Linked DNA regions of Homo sapiens: region 1 is linked to region 2. A link is an interaction called in ENCODE POLR2A ChIA-PET data of the cell type or tissue named here. Cell type or tissue: Caco-2. All regions are shown on one strand. Each heading gives the region's core, and the rest is flanking DNA. Links, peaks and the distances in the headings are about the cores only. Region 1 overlaps EDARADD (EDAR associated via death domain). Region 2 overlaps HEATR1 (HEAT repeat containing 1).

Region 1 (2,925 bases), core at 119-2,618, 170 kb after region 2:
AACTCTCAGAATCTCTTGCCTCAAATACACCCAAACTATAAATAAAGAAACAGATGTCTCTATGTACAGCAAGGCCACCATACAAGGCTTCAGCAGAACATTTCCAGTCTCCTTTGGAGTCCCACTTATTACTGACAGTGAGCAAGACACTCATTTCTCTTCTAAGAACATACAACGCCAGGCTCTTAAGCCATTCAATGAAACTTCCACCTCCCCTCTCATATCAGGCAGCAGGTTCGATTGAGAGGCATAATGAAATCTTCAAGAAACTCCTATGTAAGTTACTGGGTGTCACTATTGTCACAGGCCTTAATGAATCTAAATCCACAACCTCTGGAGACATGTACTCCCTACACCAATGCCACACGGGTTCCTCAACTGCCTTTACTGGCCATCAGGGGGACACCTCTAAAGTTCCTGTTTTTGATGACCATCTCACCATGTGGCCCTCTCCCTCCTGGTCAAGTGCCTTCCTTGCTTCTTAGTGGGGCACTTCTATTCCCTAGAAGTCTCAGCCATCATTAAGGTTTAAATTTATGCCATGGCATCTAGGGGTGAACTGTTGTATAAGACCTAACATTGAGACTCAATTTATGTGCTGCCTTGACATTGGTAGAACTGGGAAGGGCTCACACCTGTAATCCCAGCACTTTGGGAGGCCAATGCGGGTAGATCACCTGAGGTCAGGAGTTAGAGACCAGTTAGAGGTTAGGTTAACATGGTGAAACCCCATCTTTACTAAAAATACAAAACTTAGCCAGGCGTGGTGGCGGGCATCTGTAATCCCAGCTACACAGGAGGCTGCGGCAGGAGAATGGCTTGAACTTGGGAGGCAGAGGTTGCAGTGAGCCGAGATTGAGCCACTGCACCCCAGCCTGGGCGACAGAGTGAGACTCTGTCTCAAAAAAAAAAAAAAAAAAAAAAAAAAGAACTGGGAAGGTCTTGAATGGCCTAACCACAAGTCTCCTTCCCACTCTGCTCCCATGGCCAAAGTCCCCTAGCCAAACAACGCCCCTTACCAAGGGGACCACGCACAGTCCTTGTTCTCTTTTTGTAATGGGCTTCATTTCCCCTGATTCCATGGACTTAACTCAAACAAGCCAATCACATCCTGACAACCAGGAGGCACCCCACTTGCTTAATACCATAAAGCCTGTCTGACAGCCCCTTGTTGTTTGCTCTGCTCCTAAGTGCAACCTCCATGTGGCCCTGCATGACGCACAGTGTCCTCCCCTCCTGGACTGAGTATACATGACTCATAAATTCCTGTCGATCTCATCTGTTAAGTGTTGAGTGTCATGTGTTTGGCCATCCCTGTAACCCTAAGATGGAATCCCTCCCTCACCAACAGGGTGAAGAGGAGACAATCAAAACACATTCTCCTGGCAGGGCACAGTGGCTCACACCTGTAATCCCAGCACTTTGGGAGGCCGAGACAGGTGGATCACCTGAGGTCAGGACTTCGAGACCAGCCTGGCCAACATGGTGAAACCACATCTCTACTAGAAATACAAAAATTAACTTGGTGTGGTGGCGGGTGCCTGTAATCTCAGCTACTCAGGAGGCTGAGGCAGGAGAATTGCTTGAACTCAGGAGTGCAGTGAGCCGAGACCGTGCCACTGCACTCCAGCCTAGGTGACAGAGCGAGACTCCATCTCAAAAAAAAAATTCTCCCCTGATTAACAACGTGATATCAAATTCCAGTGTGTTCATTCGTCTGTCATTTTACTAAGCCTTTCAGACAGTAGAGAGTGGGATTATACTTGTCCCAACAGCTCACCCTCCTAAAGGTCAAACCTAAACCATTTTGGTTCTCTTGTTCAAGTTCAGGTTGCCAGTGAAAAGCAAAGGAACTTGAAATTCATGTTAAACATTTAACATCTTTCCATATGAATTGCTAGGAAGCAACTTCCATTCCAAAGTTGTGTTAACTTCACAGTTTTCCCACCTGTGGTGAAGATGGTACAAAATAGCTTAAAAACTGATTTTGTTCCATCAGATTCTAATCTTTAGTCACAGAATTCAAGGCCATACTCTAAACTTTAAGGTTGGCAGAAATATATTATAACAGAAATTTTAGCACCATGTAAATGTTTAAAGTTATTTAGCCTTAAATACAGAACCATTTAACTCAGGGTTGAAAAGTCAGGATGAAGTGAGGGATTGATTGATTAAGCCATTTGATTTTTACCTTCATTAGCAGTCTTTTTATTTTATGTATTTATTTATTTTGAAACAAAGTCTCACTTTGTTGTCCAGGGTGGAGTGCAGTGGCATGATCTCAGCTCTCTGCAATCTCTGCCTCCCAGGTTCAAGCGATTCTCGTGCCTCAGCCACTCCAGTATCTGGGATTACAGGTGCGTGCCACCACCACACCTGACTAATTCTATTTTTGTATTTTTAGTAGAGACGGGGTATCGCCATGTTGACCAGGCTGGTCTGGAACTCCTGGCCTCGAGTAATCCACCCGCCTTGGCCTCCCAAAATGCTGGGATTACAGGCGCGAGTCACCGTCCATGCATTAGCATTCATTCACCTATTATGCGCTGAGCTGCTAGATTGGTTCAAATAAGGGACCATGTATATTCATTGTCTCACACACAATTCTGACTGGAATAAAAGACTTTCTTTTCATAATAGTATTATCTGGGAAACTGAAGCTAAAAGTGTGGTCTTTGCCTGAGGCTGTGTATGTTATCTTTTTACAGCTAGAGCGGTCACCATCTGACCCAGGCTTGCCTCGCTCTCAGCTCTCCTGCCTGTCAGTCAGAGTGCTGAGCTCTCCCCCAGACCGCCTTAGTTGGAATCTCCAGGGGCCCAGAAGTCTGCGTTGTTGACAAGCATCCCCACATTCTGATGCACACTGAAGTGTCATTCGTCACAGCCCAACGTAATAGGTGTGTGACTTCAATCACAGTCATCCCC
Region 2 (2,925 bases), core at 91-2,590:
AAAAATAAAAAATTAGCCAAGTTTGGTGGCACACGCTTTGGTCCCAGCTACTTGAGAGGCTGAGGTAGGAGGATCTCTTGGGTGTGAGAGGTTGAGGCTGCAGCGAGCCATGATCACGCCACTGCTCTCCAGCCTGGGTGACAGGGCAAGACTCTTTCAAAAAAAAACCGAGAAATTTGATTTTGATAGTCTTAATTTTAGATGAAGACATATTTTGGGACATTTGAATGATAACTTTTGAACACTGTTCCATGATTTTGGTGCCTGCAGTTTCGTTTGTCTTTAAAATGTTAGTGGTTTCAAATATGTATTGAGGCTGACTTTATTTGTAAATAATTTGGTCTAATTTGCATTTATACCAAAAGGCATTGGTATGAAGACTTGGTAATGATGCACATAGAATAGTAGTTTCCAAACTTTAGTCATTCAAGCAGTCCCTGTACAATTTTTGCTAAATTACAAATTACCACTGATAGTAGTATTATTTTCTCACAATTTTTCTTTATTTCAGATGGACTCATTATTTTTTTACATAGCCTTCAAATTGTGGGTGTGAGGTGCTAATTGTATATGCATTTTACTATAGTTACTATAATTAAAATAGGAATGCTCCATCTGTGTCATATCTAAAATTATGCACCGTGATTTGCATATTTGAGAAATTTCTGGAACAGAGTAAAGCGGTTAACAGAGTTTAGTTTCCTTGTAGCACATGGCAGTGTAAACGTGCCGAACTCTAGAACTTGTGTCATAGCAATTAGAAGCAGATTCTTACTACAAGTAAAATCATATGATCAGTAAAATTTAATTTCAGCTAATTACAACTAATCACACTAAGTTCATCTTCATTTGAATTTTATTGGTTTTATAGAGTTTTTAGTATTTCCCTTGTAGATTTAAAAAAAAATTTTTGTTTTATGTCATCTATATTTTAAGAAGGAGTTATACTTAATTTTAAGTTGATATATAAACAACAAACAACATTTAGATCTTTGAGAATGTTTCTTTGAAAGTGACTGATGTAATATTCAGGTTTGAGAAATGTTGCTTTATTTGATCTGACATGAATTCTGCTTTTGTAAACTGCCAATAGGTTTATTTTGTCGATATGTTAAATAAATTCATTGAATAATAGTCTTTGTTGTGATAGGAGGATTTCAGTGATAAGAAATTCTTCTAGAATAAAGGGGAGTCCTGGAATCTTCTGTTTCTGAAGTTATTCTCATCCTTCCTTCTTTTACTGCCTTTCTCTCCTGTTCTCTGGGTTTGGTTCGTTTTTCGGTGAAGGGCCGGCCCTGCATACATTCAACTTACAGGCTTGAGGATTGTAATTGCAGTTGATGTCCTCCTTTGCATACCATGTTTCATTTTCTTTTCTCCATTGATGACAGGACATAGGTTTTATTCTAAACTCCAGGTTCAGATATATGGCTGCTTATTAGCTCTTGAGGATTTGTTTAAATGATGGGGTCTTGCTATGTTATCCAGGCTGGCCTCAAACTCCTGGGCTTAAGCAGTCCTCCCACCTCAGCCTCCAGAGTAGCTGGGATTATAGACATGCACCACTGTGCCTGACTAACTTAATTTTTGTGAATTCTGTGAATTTTCATTTTTCTCCCAACAGAGTGACCTATGTTTTTTATATTATTTAGTTGCCTGCCACATATAGATAGGGATATATTCAGGTTGATTAGCAGTCCTAGTTTTCTTTCTCTGTGAATGAATATACATTGTTTTCTTTTATTTGTTATATTTAAAAAATGATCTCTATTTTTGGCAGACTGGCTTTGTAGTACATGTCCTTATCCTTGTAAAAATTTAGATAATACTAGCTAGCTTTTAACAGTACTATGTGTAAAGCACTGTGCTACAGACTGACATGTATTTTTTAATCTTCTAACAACCCTTGCAGGTAGGTATTATTTATTAGCAAACCTGTTTTATAGGTGAGAATAGTGAGATCCAGAAAGGTTAAGTGACTTGACTAAAGTTACACAACTAGTAAGTGGTAGAGCTAGGATTTAAATTAGACATTCTTATTCTTTAGTCTATATCCCGTCAATATCTGGGCTCTCACTTTAATAAGATGAACTCCTTAACTACAAAAACTATATTTGGAGTATACCATATTTACTATATTTTCACTGAAAACTTGAAAAGGATTTGTACCAAACAATTATTAATCTCAAAAGGCCCTTTAGCGATTATCTAGTTCTAGTGTGTTTCAGTCCTCATCCAGAGCAGAGCCTGTGTTAGACTGTCATTCTGGAGTGTTTTTCACAAAACCATACTTCCTTTCTAGTGCAAAGCCTTAAGAGATTTTTGGCAACAGCTAAATTAATGTTTTTCTTTTATTGCTCAGGAGGGTGTTGATGAATCTTTCATAAAAGAAGCTGTTTTAGCCCGATTAGGTGATGATAATATAGATGTTGTTTTGTCGGCTATAAGTGCTTTTGAGGTGAGTGAATTTGTCATTTGTTGAGGTATACAATTTTGTAAATTTCCTTGCCCTTCTCACTTGATTCTCTGCTTGAGACTAGAATATTTTTGGAAATTATTTTTCCATGGGAAATTTGTTCTCTGGAGAGCACAGACTTAAGTCTGGTTAGGAGAAACTCACAGAAATTCACAATTTGATATATTAAATATATATGGAAGTTGTTCAAACAGGAAAAATGTTTTGTGAATTTTTATATTGCTTTTAACATATTTTTATCAATAGCAAATACCTTGGGACCTGTGGAAATTGTCTTATGAATGCCACTTTTGAGAAATAGATCTTAAAACTTTTAATTTGTACTAGGATTCCTGGGAGAAATTCCTTATAATTCATTCTTTTTAAAATTCGCATTTAAAAAGCGCCATACATGTTTGAAGCAAGTACAAATCTACTCTGGATATTTTTTTCCCTTTAGATTTTCAAAG

The links. Peaks named below come from ENCODE experiments on the same cell type or tissue, not always from the same donor. Only the 100,000 strongest peaks of a DNase experiment are listed, where the experiment ranks them.
Region 1: POLR2A ChIA-PET joins it to region 2 with 7 read pairs; 2 of 35 experiments call an interaction of 5 or more read pairs at or near these places.

The regions. Positions count from the first base shown.
Region 1 is chr1:236,419,493-236,422,417 of GRCh38, reverse strand. The region is part of intron 3 of EDARADD (EDAR associated via death domain); the gene reads right to left. Among named protein-coding and RNA genes, the nearest start is that of EDARADD, 27 kb to the right of the region's middle. In Caco-2, for the core only: no CTCF peak of the experiment used is centred there; a DNase peak (open chromatin) is centred at 1,187.
Region 2 is chr1:236,587,481-236,590,405 of GRCh38, reverse strand. HEATR1 (HEAT repeat containing 1) reads left to right here. Exons shown (of 45, transcript NM_018072.6): 13 at 2,363-2,458; 14 at 2,916-2,925. Among named protein-coding and RNA genes, the nearest start is that of HEATR1, 16 kb to the left of the region's middle. In Caco-2, for the core only: no CTCF peak of the experiment used is centred there; no DNase peak of the experiment used is centred there.